Regions from separate parts of the Mus musculus genome. Here region 1 is linked to region 2. Evidence: chromatin loops called from intact Hi-C (ENCODE). Cell type or tissue: left cerebral cortex. All regions are shown on one strand.

Region 1 (8,000 bases), 340 kb before region 2:
TGCTGGATGACAACACTCCAGCATCCTTGGGGGAAAGCCTGCACGACCCGGCTCGAGAGCATCCTCGAAGATCAACTGGGTGGGGGAAAAACGACGAGGGGTGGTCGCACCACCGATCGACCCCGAACCGGAGGGGTTGGCTTCAGAAGGGAGGGACCGGGTTGAGCTCCGAGGTCCCCCTCGCCCTCCCCACGCAAGGAGCGGACAGGTGGCGTCGCCCGCCTGCGTCCGCTCTACCCGCGATGCACTGAGCGATGGTCCATGCGCAGGCTGTGGGTCTCAGAACTTAGTTTTGGGGTGCTGGATTTTGGAAGGCCGCCGGGGGAGGGGGTGCAGAGGCCCCGCCCACGTCCCCAGGTCAGCCCGGGGCGGGGAGGGGGTAATTTCCGCTCCGCGCTTGAGGAAGCGAGCAGCGGGGGAGGGGGCTGCGGCCCTCCCCCCTCCCCGTGGGGAGGGGGAAGTGGATCCGCCCAGGTCCCTTCCCTCCGCTAGGACCGACGCGTTCCGGATCCTCAGGCTCCGGGAGCCCGAGGGAAAGACCGGACTGGGCGAGGGGCGACACGTGGGCGGTCGCACCCCGTCTGTGAGGTGGGGGAGGGGGCCGCGCGCTGGGAGTCCCGGACGCGCAGCGGAGCGCGGGACGCGTTGCACACTCAGTACCGGGATCCCCGGCTCTACGCGGGGGACACCCGAGGTTCCAGCGGCTGAGGCTGGATCGACGCCAGAGGGAGGTGGAGAGCGAGGCACGGAGACCCTGGAGAAGCCCCCTGCCTGGCCACCGCGGAGAAGGGGCCGGCGACAACACCCCTAGAAAAAGGGATGGTCCTTGAGCCGCTCGAGTCTGCAAGTGGGAGGAGGGTTGTCGGGGCACGCGTTTGAGAGGGCAGGTGAGGAAGGGGGTCACTCTCCCCTTCCCCCGTCCCGATCCCATTGTCTCAGTCGCCTGCGGCCCGGGCCGCCTCCGTAACACGTGTTGACTGCACCGATATAAATGGCTTGGATTTTTTTATTGTTATTTTTTTCGTTTGCAGAGTCTATAAGCCAGTTCCGACTTCGGCTCACCGCCCATCTGCCGGATGATTCCCTACCATTCGGAAAGTCGGGAGTTAAAACACAACACCCAGCACCTTTGTCCCCCTCCTCGTTTTCCCGGAGAGCCGGGAAGAAATGGGGCGGGGGAGGGCTTCCAACTCGGCTTTTGAGTCTCCCTCCACCACCTTCAGAACCCACTCTCGAATCAGCGTTTTGTTCTAGCCAGCCACGTGTTTGTCGGGTTTTTTGTTTTTGTGACATTTTTCTTCCCATGAAGCAACAGGAATCTAAGTATTACAAGCTATTAGTTGCTTAATAGGAAAAAAAAAATGTTTTCTGTCCAGGAAGATGTGAAATGTCTGTGTCTCTGTCCCCACACGCCCTCCCCGACATTCCCCCAGCCCCCACTAACTTGGTGTTTTGTCAGCTCTTGATCACAGCGAAGTTCTTAACAAACTAAGCCAATGAGCTGGAAACAGTGCCTGCCGCATAGTAGACACTCACAGAAAATATTTTTGAATGCAAAACAAACTTAAGAGAAAAGGAATTCAAGAAAATTAAAAGTCCGGTAGGGAGGGACTTTTCTTAGTGATGTGTGGATTTTTGTTAGGGCTAAAAGATGGTCTTAGAAGCTGTCTGTTACAGTCTTTGGGTCTTCATAAATAGTAACTGTCTCCAAATCTTTTATGTTGGGGGGCAAGGAAGAAACTACCTTGGCAGAACATCCCAGCTCCCAAAAACTTTAGGTGCTGTTTGCTTCGTTTACTTTAAATCTTTAGGGGTTGATAAAAACATCAGATAATCCCCCTGGGTAACCTAACCAGTATTCTCTTTATTGCTAAAACAAAAGCAGCTTAACCCTCAAAAAAAAAAAAAAAAAACCTCCTACCCAGACTTGTAAACTGCAAAACATAGTGCATCCTTTACCATCCTAAAGCTCAAAAAAAAAAAGCAAAACTTACAAATAGCAATGTAATTCAATTCACTTTTAAGTTGACTCCCTTTCCATTTGAGAAATAATTTAAAGTTAGCTGGAAGTAATCAGTTTTTTTTTAAATGGCAATGTAAGGGAAACAGATTTCAGAACAGAATACTTACACAGTCTATTTTTTAAATCTTTTAAAATTATTTCATTAACAAAGTGCCAATTATTTCTATTCACACTGATTCTTTTTAGAGTTAGCTGTTTCACTAAATTCTAATCCTCTCTCCACCCTCCCCCTCCCTCCCCCCCTCCCCCAATACAGGGCTTCTGTGTTGATAGTCAGGAACTGCAAACGTTTGTTAAGGACACAAGAGTAGATAGAGGCTGCTGGGGTGAGGTGCAGTTTTGAAACCTCCACATGAGTTTTGCCTCAGTGACATGACTCTGTAGACTGGAGCTGGGGGAACTACATGGTATAACCTGATGCTTTATTCTGCTATGAATGTGCCCACCACTAAATGAGCCTGCCAGAAGGCTTATTTCTTGTTACAACTCACATTCCTAGGTCAGTGTAGGAGAAGACAGAAGACATTTCAAAGCATTTATAAATGTTTTGCTTTGGTTTTGATATTAAAGATAGTCATGGGGGTTCCCTACTGTTCTTTTTAAGGAAAGATAAATCTTCACAGTAAATGGGTATGAGTTTAAAATCCAAAGATAGATAGATAGATAGATAGATAGATAGATAGATAGATAGATAGATAGATAGATAGATAGATAGATAGATGGAGGACAAAAAAGTAAAAATAAAACTGAATGTGTAAAAAGACATCTGAGGCCGGGCAGTGGTGGCGCTTGCCTGTAATCCCAGCACTCGGGAGGCAGAGGCAGGTGGATTTCTAAATTCAAGGCCAGCCTGGTCTACAGAGTGAGCTCCAGGACAGCCAGGACTGCACCGAGAAACCCTGTCTCAAAAAAAAAAAAAAAAAAAAAAAAAAAATCTGAAGGAAAAATTTCTCTTAATTACATTTATTATAGTCACTGTAATATTCACTGTTAATATTACTTGCTTCTAGTCTCCTCTTCCATTTCTTTCCTAAATAAGTGTTTGGTCAGCTCTCCTCTTACACAGAAAGTGGATTCCATTTTAAAGATAGACTTCTGTCCATTTTCCTTAACTTTGAACATGCAAAGGGAAAAAAATTGGAAGAGTAAAGCCACTTTTCATGAAGTTGAAAATTCAAAAAGCAATCCCCCCCAAAAAATTTCAAAAACTCTATCCTTGCACAAACACAAAATTCAACTTATTTTCAAGTGTTTCTTACCAACCTTTTTCAATCTGTCATCATTTTCTACTTTTTTTTTATGTCTTTATTTTTCTAGCTGCTGTACCATGGCAGTTTGTTATGCTGCCTCAAAGTTTTTGTAACCATGTATTTTATTTAGGCTAATGGAACAAATATTTATTGCTGTTCTACATATAAGATACCACTTTTTTAAACTTTTATAAGTAATACTTTTTTAAACTTTTATAAGTAATGGAGGAGGGAAAAAATAATGCACAAAAGATATTTTTGTTCATAGAATTCTTTCTGCTTTTGTATCAACTGCTTTGGATGAATCTCCAATATACACATTGCAGTTTAATCTAACATTTACCCGTGATTTATATCTTAAAATGTTGATATGTTCTATAAAAGAGAGGACATGTACAAAAAGAGAGAGAAAAAAAAAAACCTAGAAAGCTGTTAGGGAAATATATTAGAATATTTTTGTGTTTTCTAATAAATCACAGTTAATTTTGATATAATCATGGTTGCTATGAGATACAACAAAAGCAAAACACTTCCTGACAGCTTTGACTTCAAAGTTTCTGGGCATTTTGAGAGTTGTTTATTTTTGTTGTTGTTTGCCTGTTTTATTGTTGTTGCTGCCTTGAGATGTTTTCTCCCTTCCTGCCGTCTGAAGTGTGGTTCTTTTTAAATGCCTGTAAACTTTAAGAAAATGTAAATTAGTCCTAGTTTTAAAGGACAGGCAGCATTTTCTCCTGTCAAATAAATAAGGATAATTATGTGTTTAGGATATCTCAAGAAATAGACGAGAGTCATAAGCAGAAAAGAACGCTTTCTTCATTCAAAGCATCATAAACTCAAAAGTGTTTCAAAGTTTTTAAAGGAATGTTTTTTTCAATCGGAAATGTAGGACTCAAGGAGGGGTGGGGGGAGGGTTAAGAACAATTATTTGTTTTGCTGAGTCAGTTACTGTGACAAAACCTTAAATTTTATTTTTGATTCAGAATTAGTCAAGGAAATACTTTAGTAACTTCTTAAAGATACTTGTTTCCACATCCATCTTGCTAATAAAACAACCCTGCTCAGCCTCTTTCATAGAGGTGAAATCTTCTAAGCCTTTCTTCATACTTGTGCTGCTGTTGGGTTTTCTGGTTTTCTCCAAAGTCATTTGGTCAAAAATAATGAGCAGTTTGGTGCCCTGGAGCACAGAAGGCAAAGTGGACCCCTGGTTTCTGCTGTAGGAAACAAGAGAGACAAATGCTGTTGCTCCAAGGAAAACAAACGCTGAGAAGGGGGATCCACACCTAACACTATTTAACATGGAGGGAGTAAGGAAGCAAAGTTCGGTTCCTGAAAGCCGACTAGCTTCTAAGTATTCAAAGCATCTTCGTTCAAAAGGATGCTTTAGGATGTCAAACCAGACAAAGTTGACTCAAGCTGAGCTTCTCTACATTTTTAAGACAATATTTTTCTACCTAAAAAGTAACTTCTTTTTGTTTGCTTTCTACAGGTTTTATTCTTGTTAGGATTAATTGATTTCCTACTGTTACTTGTAAATATTCTCCACTTCACCCTACACCCCCCACACCCCGCACCCCCAGGGACTCCCTCAAATGTCCCCTCAAGTTCTTAGGGGGAAATGTTGATGGTAGGTTTTAGTTTTTAATTTTAAAAAAAATTAGTATATAGCTCATTTTCACTAGTGTTTCATCTCTCAAACACACTGGGAGAAAAAAAAATCACTGAAAAACACTTTACTCTGTTTCCATGTACAAACAAGTTTCATAAATTGAAGAGATCCGACCTTAGTGTTTTGTTTTCTTTTTTACAGAGCTTGTTTGACCACACCGGGATAGGATTCCTGTTTTTCAGCAGTTAATTTAGGATTTTTTTTTTTCTTTTTGGTTCATCTGTCTCTCCCAGAAACACTCCAGATTTTTTTTTTTAATTTTATTATGACAACTAGGATGTCCACTCTTTGACCATAACATGAAAATATTTGTTCAACATTTTTGTGATGTTATTGAATGGTTTATCTTTTACCCTTTCACGCCTGCGATGTGTTTCTAAAGTCTGTAGGAGGCAGATATTAGAGTTGTTTCTGAATTGCTTTCAGAGGAGGCTTCTGCTCCCATGCCATCCCCTTCCCTTCCTCTTCCTCCCTGCCCCTCCCCCCTCCCCTCCCCCTCCCCCCTCCCCTCTCCCCTCCCCTTCCCTTCCTACCCTTCTCCTTTTGTTCCTCCATTTTTCTTCCTGCTCCCGACAGTCAATTCCTCTCCCCCCCCCCCCGCCCCCTTTACCTTTACCAACTCTTTTCAGTTTTGCGTTTTTCTTTGTTGCTTCTCTCTCCTCGTTTATTGTGCCGCCGCCCCCTCTGCCCCTCAACTTTTGTCTCCCCTCCTGATAATCAATATGTTTCCCCACACTTCCCTTCCTTCCCCCTTCCCTCTGCTCTCCCACTTGTTAGCATGCAAACCGTTATCTCTGGTACCAGAGAGATGCAGAAATGCTTTAATGATTTCACACACCAAAATGGGAAAAATGGGAAAGGTGTTTTGTTTTTTTTTGTTGTTTTTTTTTTTTGTTTTTTTGTTGTTTTTTTTTAAGGGGAACTCCAGGGTGACAAGACCCCAGAAGTCCTTCACCCCTACATTCCTAGCATTCACTGGAGAACAGTCACCGGACATTTTGACATCTTTGTATGGTTGATCCCTGGCTCATGTGGCTTAAGATTAATTTTGTTATTAGTTATGTTAAAAAAAAATCTTTGAGAACAAAGACTATGTATCACTCTGGGAGTTAACACGTTGCTGACAGATGTCCACCAAAAATACATTGAATAAATGTGATTCTCTAAGAGAAGAAGTGAGCACGGTGGGATTAAATAAAATGCTGCTTTGGGCAGCTGCCTTTTTTTTTTTAAGTAAATAATACCACACTGAAGAGGCTAATTGGTCTACACAAAGAATAGCAACTAAGGGGCATCTCTGGGCTCCTAATGTCCTAGCTCTGTGCTCAGGGAGTCTTGTGCTGTGTATCAACTGCTAAGCTGATTTCCTGAACTGAGTCAAACGGCCTGAGACTCCTTCTCCACGCCAGGCTTCAGGTAGGCAGGCAACCACATCAGCTGCTTGCCACATCCCTTGTTGTGCCCGGTTCCCCTGGGACCAAACAAGCAGGGTAGCAATCTCAAAGAAAAACTCTACTTAATGCTTTCTGCTAAGAGCCATCTTAGCTCTCCCTTCTGGGAGTGTCACTCAGACCCCATTAACCATATAAAGATGCCTATTTTCTTACGTCACTCAAAACTGTCACTTTGAAAGAGCTTCTCTTCTCGGTGATTCCCCAAACCCTCTGGGGTTCCCTTCTCGCTCATATTAGATGGTCCAGCTATCAGTTCTGCCACCAATACTAAGAGAAAGCTGAAAAGCAATTTTTATGGTAATGTAAATTAAACCTAAAATTAAGCAGGTCATGAAAGTAGAATTGGTTTTTAAAAAGAATTCTAGGGGCTGGTGAGATGGCTCAGTGGGTAAGAGCACCCGACTGCTCTTCCAAAGGTCCAGAGTTCAAATCCCAGCAACCACATGGTGGCTCACAACCATCTGTAACAAGATCTGATGCCCTCTTCTGGAGTGCCTGAAGACAGCTACAGTGTACTGACATATAATAAATAAATAAATCTTTAAAAAAAAAAATAAAAAAAAAAATAAAAAGAATTCTAATAATCATTTCTAGGAAGAGCAGAGTAAAATAGTGTACCTTCAATCCCAGCACTCAGGAGACAGAGGCAGGCACACTTCTGTGAGTTCGAGGCCAGCCTGGTCTACATAGCGAGTTCCAAGAGAGCCAGGGTTACGTAGAAAGAACTTATCTCAAAACAAATAATCAAACAATCAAAAAAATTATGAAATAGCTGGGCATGGTGGCACACACCTTTAGTCCCAGCACTCGGCAGGTGGATTTCTGAGTTTGAGGCCAGCCTGGTCTACAAAGTGAGTTTCAGGACAGCCAGGGCTACACAGAGAAACCCTGTCTTAAAAAAACAAAACAAGGGCTGGTGAGATGGCTCAGCAGGTAAGAGCACCCGATTGCTCTTCCAAAGGTCCTGAGTTCAAATCCCAGCAACCACATGGTGGCTCACAACCATCCGTAATGAGATCTGACTCCCTCTTCTGGTGTGTCTGAAGACAGCTACAGTGTACTTACATATAATAAATAAATAAATCTTTAAAAAAAAAACAAAACAAAAAAAGAAAGAAAGAAGTAGCATCCTACATTCCATATGGTTGTATAAAAGAATTTTGTAACCAATTGAATAATCAGGGGAAAAAAAAACAATTTTAAAACAAAAAGGGACATTTTTTAGCCAGGTAGTATGTGTACTCGAGATGCAGAAACAGAGGCAGAAAGATCCCTGCGAGTTCCTGGCCAACCTGGTCAACATATCTAGTTTCAGGACAACCAGGACTATATGGTAGGAAGAAGAAAGGAAGGAAAGAAGAGAAGGAAGAAGGGAGGGAGGGAGGAAAATAAAAGACACTTGAAAAGCAGGGCATGCTGCAATATCTGTAGACATATACAACTTAGCACGGACAGTGGAATGTCTCAAAGGTAGATACAACAGAAGCTTAAGTTCAATCCCCAGGACCCATATAGTGTAAAGAGAGAACCAATTTCTCTTTATTGTTGTTGTTGTTGTTGCTTTTCAAGACAGAGTTTCTCTGTGTAGTCCTGGCTGTCCTGGAACT
Region 2 (8,000 bases):
TGATACGGGGTGGGGGGGGTGGGGATATAAGAATCTTTCCAGGCCCTCAGCCTTAAAGCGAGGGCTGATTTTCATTTTTATGTTGTATCCTGGCAGTCCAAGGTTAGTAATTACAGTCTTTATGCAACAATAAATAACAATAAAAAAACAACCTGAATAATACGCCCCCTCCCCACCAAGTAGAATTTTTTTAACTGGACTTGGCTCATCTGGGCAGCAAGCAATTTAGCATTGGGCCAGGCTATAAATTAAAGGCAGAGGAGCGTGCAATGTTTGATTGGGATCAAATAACGCTCAAGGGTCTGTCTTTCCTTTTCTCTTCCTCTTCCCTGAATACCATTTCTGAATGATATAACTATGAGAAGGGTCATGTTTGACTGTGAGGGGAAGGGTGGATTGCTTATTTATCTAGCTGAAGAGGAACCAGATAAGAGAGAATTTAGCTAGCTATATTGATATATTGTGGCTTGGAGCTAGGGCTCTAAACAAAAATAGGACCTACCCTTCTGTTTTCCAGATTCTAGGTCTAAAGCTGTTTAAAAACATGGATAAAAATCTGCTCTGTAAGGTAGCAGACAGGGCTGGACGGATGTCTCTGGAAGGGAGGGAGGGTTGGAGGGTTTTCTTGGATCCCCACTTTAACACCCAAGTTTTCTACTGTTCACTAATCTGGCCATAAAATCTGTCATCAAGGGTTAGAGAGCTGTATTTCCTACAGGACAGTCTGGGCTCTGGTTGTCTTAGGAGATCCTTGGATGCTGCAGCCAGCTGGAGTGCCTGTTACAAAACTTGTGGAAGTGCCCATGCTGCCGGGGAGAAGGCCCTCTCCCAGGCCTTACTGTACAGGACTCCCTTCCAGACAGTTACTATTTGGATTCTCCTCTGCTAACCACCATCCAGGAAAATATATGCATACATTGTTTTGTTTTAGCTAAGGTACACAACACCCTCTCTGGCCGCTGGCCTAGTTAAGAGCAGTTTCCCAAGAGCCTGCCTCTTTCTGTCCTTGCAACCACCACCTCCAGGTTTCCCTCCTTCCCCCCCCCTCCCGCTTCCCGGCAAACTTCTCTGCCTTTTTCTTTTCTTTCTTTCTTTAAATACTCACCACCACCCACGCGGACGTTACACTGACAGAAAGTTTCTAGTTCCAGCTCTCCGCTGAGTTGCCATTTCTCTGCTAAGCAGCCTTCTCCTCTAGGCTAGGCGACAGAGAGCGAGGAGGGGGAGGGGAGGCCAGAGCCGTGGGAGTTCTCCGGGGCAAACTTTCCACCCAAGTTAGCGCCTTCCCTCTGTCCCCATTTCCCATCTGTTTCCTAGATCTCCCAGAATCACCTTTCTCTTTGGCTCCCCCCTCCCTCAGGCCTTTTTAAGGGATATGCAATTTAGGTTGTTCCCTCTGCTTTCCCAAAGAGCCAAATTCTTTGATGCAATCGGAGGGAGCTGTCAGGGGGCTAAGATTGATCGCCTCATCTCCTCTTGGTCCCTCTGACCCACTTATTTAAAAATCTTCCCCCAGCCGACTTTTCATTTTCAGCTTTGAGGCCTAGTTTCCCACCAATTTGCTTGTGGCTCTGAGGTTTTTTTGTTTTTGGTTTTTTTTTTTTTTTTTTTTTTTTTTGTTGTTTTTTGCCTCCTTCCTCTAGTAAATCACAATATTCTAAAATTGAGCCCATCATAGGTGCCTCACCATAGAATACATTACATTTTTTTTTCTCTCTGGAGGCCCAAAGCAGAATATAATCTCAGTGGTGGTCATTATCCCCAGCCCCCTCTCCCCCACCATCTTTAGGAAATGTTTTCTTACCAGGGATTTTAAAAGTAGCCCAAAGGCAAATACAGAGGGGGAAATCCCTTTGTCCAGAGGGCGACTGTGCACTGACTTTAGCTTTGAAAGTTAAGTGGATGGCTACTTTGGTGCCCTGGATAGAGACACAGATACACCTGGGGGCCTGTGAATACATCTGTCACCTTAGACCTTCTTAGACCCTCCTATTGCCAGGGTTGGGGTGTCACAGTGTGAGTACAGATGACCCCAACAGGAAGGCAAGTGGACATAAGAAACTGCTTGTAAATTCTGAGCAGAGACTAGAATCCAGGGCACATAGCAAGGGAGGTAGGCCCATGTCCCAAAGTGCTCCTGGAATCTATGTCCCTGCTGCGTGCCAGCTCTGTGCATTTCTTAAGTGTGAACTACTGCTTTCTGAGGGTGGGTGGGCTGCCGCTGCTGCTGGTGTTTAGTGCTGTCCTTTATCCATCTCCTTTCTGATTTCCCCCAAGGTATGGAAGCCTCTTTCTACTCCCACTTCCCCCTAAATGAGATTTTTTTTTCTTTTCTTTTGGGGGCTGAGGTGGTGGTAGGGTAAGAGGCTACTGAGGGCCACATAAAGAAAGCATATTAACTCACTCCATTTCTCCCTTAAATGTGGTTGTTTGCCACCACCACACAGTCTCTGAAGGGAAGGAAGAGGTTCTTTTGGCTTTTCTGGGAAAAGAGAGCCATTAGGGAGAGTGTAGGGTACTGATGAAGGAACAGGGGTAGAGGAGGAAGCCTCATGGTATCCAGGTCGTGGTCCTCTGGAGTTTTTGAATCAATTAAAGCAAATAATGCCTGTGTTTTCCACTAGGCCTAGACTAGCGATTGGCGGAGACCGGTCCCGTGACCATGAATTCCCTGCAATTTCGGCGGAGTCCTGGGTTTAATAGAGAGAGTCCCCATACGCTTGTATTTATCAGCAATATACAATTATAAAGGCCTAAATTTAAAAAAAAAAGAGAGAGAGCGAAATCTCCCCCCCCCCGCGAAATTGCTCCATTGCATAAACCTGGGGGGGGCGGGAGAGGGGGGTCCCTCTGATTCTCCCTCCTGACGCCCCCCCCAGCAGGCCCCCTCCCCCACCATTGAAAGCCATGAATTTTGAATTTGAGAGGGAGATTGGGTTTATAAACAGCCAGCCATCGCTCGCCGAGTGTCTGACTTCCTTCCCCGCTGTCTTGGAGACATTTCAAACTTCATCAATCAAGGAGTCGACATTAATTCCTCCTCCTCCTCCTCTGGAGCAAACCTTCCCCAGCCTCCAGCTCGGCGCCTCCACCCTTCAGAGACCAGGGAGCCAAAAGCAAGCCGGAGATGGGCCTGCTCTGCGGTCACCGCCGCCACTCCCCGTTGCCCCCCCAGCCCCCGAGTTCCCCTGGATGAAAGAGAAGAAATCCACCAAGAAACCCAGCCAATCCGCCGCATCCCCTTCTCCAGCCGCCTCCTCGGTCCGGGCCTCCGAGGTCGGATCACCATCAGGTGGGTAAACGTATTAGGGGCGGGGTGAGGGGCAGTTGGAAGAGAAGGGGAGAATGTGAGGTGATGGGGCTCCTGGTGGGGTTCCCTAGGTCGACGGATCTGGGGCGAGGGAAGCAGAGTATCCCGCTGGGGTTCAGGCCTAGCCACTGTTAGCTTCCCCACCCCCAGAAAATTTTGGAAGCTGATTGAGGGTGGGGAGGATGCTTTTTTTTTTTTTTTTTTTTTAAATGTGCTTAGAAAAAAATGATTCGATTGAAGGGTTTCCCCGGTTTCTGTGTAGAGGAATGAAGCGTGTCTGGGATTGAATCTGGAGCCTGGAAAAGATGCGATGCCTCTAGCTCTCCTAAAGCTAGGGAAGAAGAGGGAATTCAAAAGCTAGGAAGGAAAGGGGTGAAGAACAATCTATGATCCCTCTCTCCCCAGGTTGAGTTGGAAAGTTCTGAATTGAGGGGTCCATTGGGAGGACTTGGGGGAGGGAGACTCTGAGGTCCTGGGAGCTAAGAGAAATTGCTCCCCGCCCCCTACGTGGCCCGTGGGCGGCTCTGAAGGCACCGACTTGACCCGGGCCGGGTCTGCCTACGTGGAAGAGCACTAAAAAAAACCCCAAAGACACAGAAAGAAGCGCTGTGGGGGTGGGGTGGGAGCCCGAGTAGGACTGCTGAGAGTCTTTTAAGCCAAAGGGGTGCTCCCGATCTCAGCTAAACGGAGGCTGCGTTGAGACCTCTCTGATAACATAGGGGTGCTTCCCTCGCAGATGGCCCCGGATTGCCAGAATGCGGCGGCAGCGGCTCCCGCAGACTGCGCACGGCCTACACCAACACGCAACTGCTGGAGCTGGAGAAGGAGTTCCACTTCAATAAGTACCTGTGCCGGCCGCGTCGCGTCGAGATCGCTGCCTTGCTGGACCTCACCGAAAGGCAGGTCAAAGTCTGGTTCCAGAACCGACGCATGAAACACAAGCGGCAGACGCAGCATCGAGAGCCGCCCGAGGGAGAACCAGGCGGGCCGAGCGCCCAGGACGACGCGGGAGAGCCAGCCGAGGAACCCACGGTCAGCCCGGGCGACGTCGCGACTCACCGGCTGCGGGAAGCCTGCTTCCACCCCGCCGAGGCCGCGCAGGGACCCCGGGGCGCACCGCCGTCAGCGCTGCCTGCCACCACCCTGGAGAGTGTGGGCGCATCGAGCCCCGGCTGCACAATGCTCAGAGCCGGAGGCCGGCAGAGCGAGCCCCTACCCGAAGACGCCTGCCCCGAGCGGCAGGATTCGCCTTTTCTACCGGACCTCAATTTCTTCGCTGCAGACTCCTGTCTCCAGATGTCCGGAGGCCTTTCACCCAGCCTGCAGGGTTCTCTCGATAGCCCCGTGCCCTTTTCCGAGGAAGAGCTGGACTTCTTCACCAGCACGCTCTGTGCCATCGACTTGCAGTTTCCCTAACTGTTTTCCATCTTTGGTCCTTTCCGTCTGGTCCTCCTTGGCTGTTGGGGGCGGGGGGAATCGGGCCTTCTCCACTCGTGGATACATTTATGCCGTTTTGTTAAAATCCAGATAGTAACGAATTAGCGTTTCATTCACTCCTTTTCGCTTTTTAAAACCACACACAAAAAATTCCACTTGGTAAAACTCCTTCCAACGAAATCTCAGGAATAATTAAACTCTAGTGGGAGAGGGTTTTCTTACAAAGAACTAGAGGGACCTATTTTCCTCTTTTTTAAGTTTTAGATTGTAGATTATTTATTAAAATTGTTTAATAATAGGAAAGGGGGAAAGTATTTATTGTACATTATTTTCATAGCGTAAATAAATGTCTTTATAATATGAAAACGAGTGTTTGTGTTGGGATCTAGCTCTTTTTGCCAAGTCCCTACGGCCAGTCTTTGCTTTCCCACTCTCCGCTTGAAGTTGGTTTAGCTCTGGCTCAAGCGACCCAAGGGAAGGCATGGTCCCATCTCCCAGGCTGACAAAGTCCGGGTGGTACAAAAGGGGCCCTGCTTGGTGACTATTTCTTTGTCCAAGACACCAGGAAGAGTTTATGGAAGCTTGGTTCATCTGCAAACAGACCGTTTCCAGTCCTGCTAAGATGTTCCCTGGGTCCCTGCTTGGAAATAAATGTGGGGTGGGTGGAAAAACAGCGTTCTGGGGGGGGGGGTGCAGAAGCGGGTACAAGAAAATGTCTCAGAGGCCAGCTTTGAGCCTTGGAGGCTGCGCAGAGGGTTAAAAGAGTTGAAGGAGAAATCCTTGGGTTTGCTAGCCTGCGGGCTTTGAGTCTGCAAGCTTAGGCCGAGGCCTGCGCTGTGCGCCCGATGCTGCCTTGGGGCTCCAGGTCCTTGAGGACTAGAATGGGGCTTAGGAATTTTGTAGGGAAGAAGGGAGGCCCGGGCGTGGCAAGAGGCTTTTGGCTCACAGAAGTAGCACGGCGAGCGGCAGAGAGCGCGGGAAATAGGAACGATGCTCAAAATGGCGCTGGGCCGGGCGACTTGGAGCGCAGGAGAAGCAACTGCGGCCGCCATGACAGCGGCTGCGGGATGCTCGGGTCCCACTCCCGGCTCGCACCCACTCCCACTTTCTTGAGGCCAGATCTTTCACAATGAAGAAAAGATAGAAAGACAGTCTGGGAGCTTCCCGCCAATTGTGGGTTTTTATTTTATTTGAGAGAGAGAGAAAGAGAGAGAGAGCGCGAGTAGAGACCCTGTGCTGGGGAGGGGGAGCGAGCGTTGGGTCCTGGGACCACTTTACCCAGTGTGGCTTTTTGCTCTGGGCTTTGAAACCGTGCTAGGTCGTTTTCCAAATGCAAGCCCACCTGTCTTAACCAACAGCTTCATTTTCCATCCCAACACTTCTCCTGTCCTCTTGCCCCCCATAGTCCCCCTCCCAGCTCTGCAAACTCAGGAAAGGGGAGGCAGGGATCCTCTTCCCCATCTGCCTCTTAGTTTGTTCTCCAGAACCAGGAGATTTAAGGGACCCTGGAAAGCCATCCATCCTCCTCAGGTTTATTTAATATTTCTCAGGCTCAGAAACAGATACCTACCTCCCCGGTAGATGTTGCCTTTTTTTTTTTTAAGGCAGTTTATTTCCTAGGCCTCCCAGACTTTCCCCACAAACCAGCAGAAGCCAACGTAGGTGGTGACTTGGAACTCTAGGCAAACCCACTGCATTTCTTTTTTCCACGGGTCCCTCAGTGTGGGAAGTATACACGTTTTACTCAGCTGGCATTTAATCCCTTAAACTGTCTTAATATAGAATTCACCTCATGAATTAAATAATCTTATGTCATGTTAAATTGCACTTATTTCTCTCATAAATAAATTAATATAGAACAATTAGATGTGTTATTATAATAATATCGTGTATCTTATTAGTTTATTTTCTCTCATAAAATATATAGGTATGAAATAAATTTAATATATTAAAGTAATAATACACAGCTTATTGGCTTGTGTGTTTATTTTCCTCATAAATAAGTGAATATATAATATATTAAAACCACACTATACATCTCATTGGACTGTGTGTTTATTTCTCCATAAAATATGTCCACAGGCAGTGTTTAACATCTTAAAAATCACAGCACATAGGCCATCTCTATGCTAGCAAAATGAAAGAGACTTATCAGCTGGGGCTTTGATTTTCTATGGATAGCCAAACTAGATAATTTAGTCTAATTAAAAATGTTCTTGCAGCTATACCAGGTTGCTGCAAAGATCAAGAATACCAGAAAGATCTCACTAATTACCCACCTTCCAGCTTTTTTTTTTTTTTTTTTTTTAAACATCCTTTATCAATGCCAAAAGGCAGGAGCTGCAGAGGAGCTCCATCCAGGGATGCTGGTCTGTAATACCCAGGGATCCCTTCTGTCATTTCTGTAGATGCTGGGTTGCTCCATGGCTCAGCAGTACCAGCATTACCTGAGCTAGTTAGAAATGCAGAATATTAGGCCCCACTCCAGACCTACAGAACCTGAACCTGCAATTTAGCAGATTTCTAAATGATTTATAGATACATTAACGTTTAAAGGACTGCTAGATTACATTGCTATCTTGCTTTCTGTTCTCCCCCACACTTAAGAATGTTTGAGAGCTGGGCTCGGTGGTACACACCTATAATCCTATAGTCCTAGGTAAGAGGACTACATAGTCTAGGCTGTCTTAAAATAGAAAAAAGTTGGGCATGATAGCTCACACCTGTAAACCCAGGCCTCAGTAGGCTGAGGCTGGGGGACTGCAGTGAGTTTGAGGCAAGACTGATTTACATAGACTTACATATGGACTTCAAGGTCAATATGGACTACAGAATGAAAGTCTATCTCAGAAAACAAAGACAGAAACAAAACAGGTAAAAAAAAATAAAAAAAATAAACCTCAAAAGGGGATGTGGGGGTTGGAAAGCTAGTTGACTCAGCGGGTAAGAGCTGCTGCTCCCGCTGAGGACCTGGGTTCAGTTCTAGCACCCACACAGCAGTTTACAACTGTATCTCCAGTTCCAAAGGCTCTGATTCTCCATTTCTAAGCTCCACAGGCAGCAGGCACACATGTGGTACACAGACATACATTCAGGCAAACATTCATGCACATAACAGTAAAATCAGTAAACCTACAGCAAAACAAAGACAAAACAAAACACAAAGAAAGGAAACGAGAGAGAGAGAGAGAGAGAGAGAGAGAGAGAGAGAGAGAGAGAGAGAGAGAGAGAAACTTTTGATCCATTTTATTTA

Evidence for each region. Hi-C counts contacts between places; a loop is a spot of excess contacts. Peaks named below come from ENCODE experiments on the same cell type or tissue, not always from the same donor. Only the 100,000 strongest peaks of a DNase experiment are listed, where the experiment ranks them.
Region 1: a loop joins it to region 2, with 5 times the contacts of the local background. A loop is called at or near these places in 4 of 42 quality-filtered maps.

Annotation. Positions count from the first base shown.
Region 1 is chr11:96,006,717-96,014,716 of GRCm38, forward strand. No RefSeq gene overlaps it. Among named protein-coding and RNA genes, the nearest start is that of Igf2bp1, 4.8 kb to the left of the region's middle. In left cerebral cortex, no CTCF peak of the experiment used is centred here; DNase peaks (open chromatin) are centred at 1,483 and 4,469.
Region 2 is chr11:96,348,904-96,356,903 of GRCm38, forward strand. Hoxb2 (homeobox B2) reads left to right here and starts at 2,729. Exons shown (of 2, transcript NM_134032.2): 1 at 2,729-3,292; 2 at 4,047-5,113. The coding sequence starts at 2,908. The coding sequence ends at 4,726. Hoxb3os (homeobox B3 and homeobox B2, opposite strand) reads right to left here and starts at 4,491. Exons shown (of 4, transcript NR_155303.1): 1 at 4,157-4,491. In left cerebral cortex, no CTCF peak of the experiment used is centred here; DNase peaks (open chromatin) are centred at 4,162, 4,390, 4,619, 5,225 and 1 more place.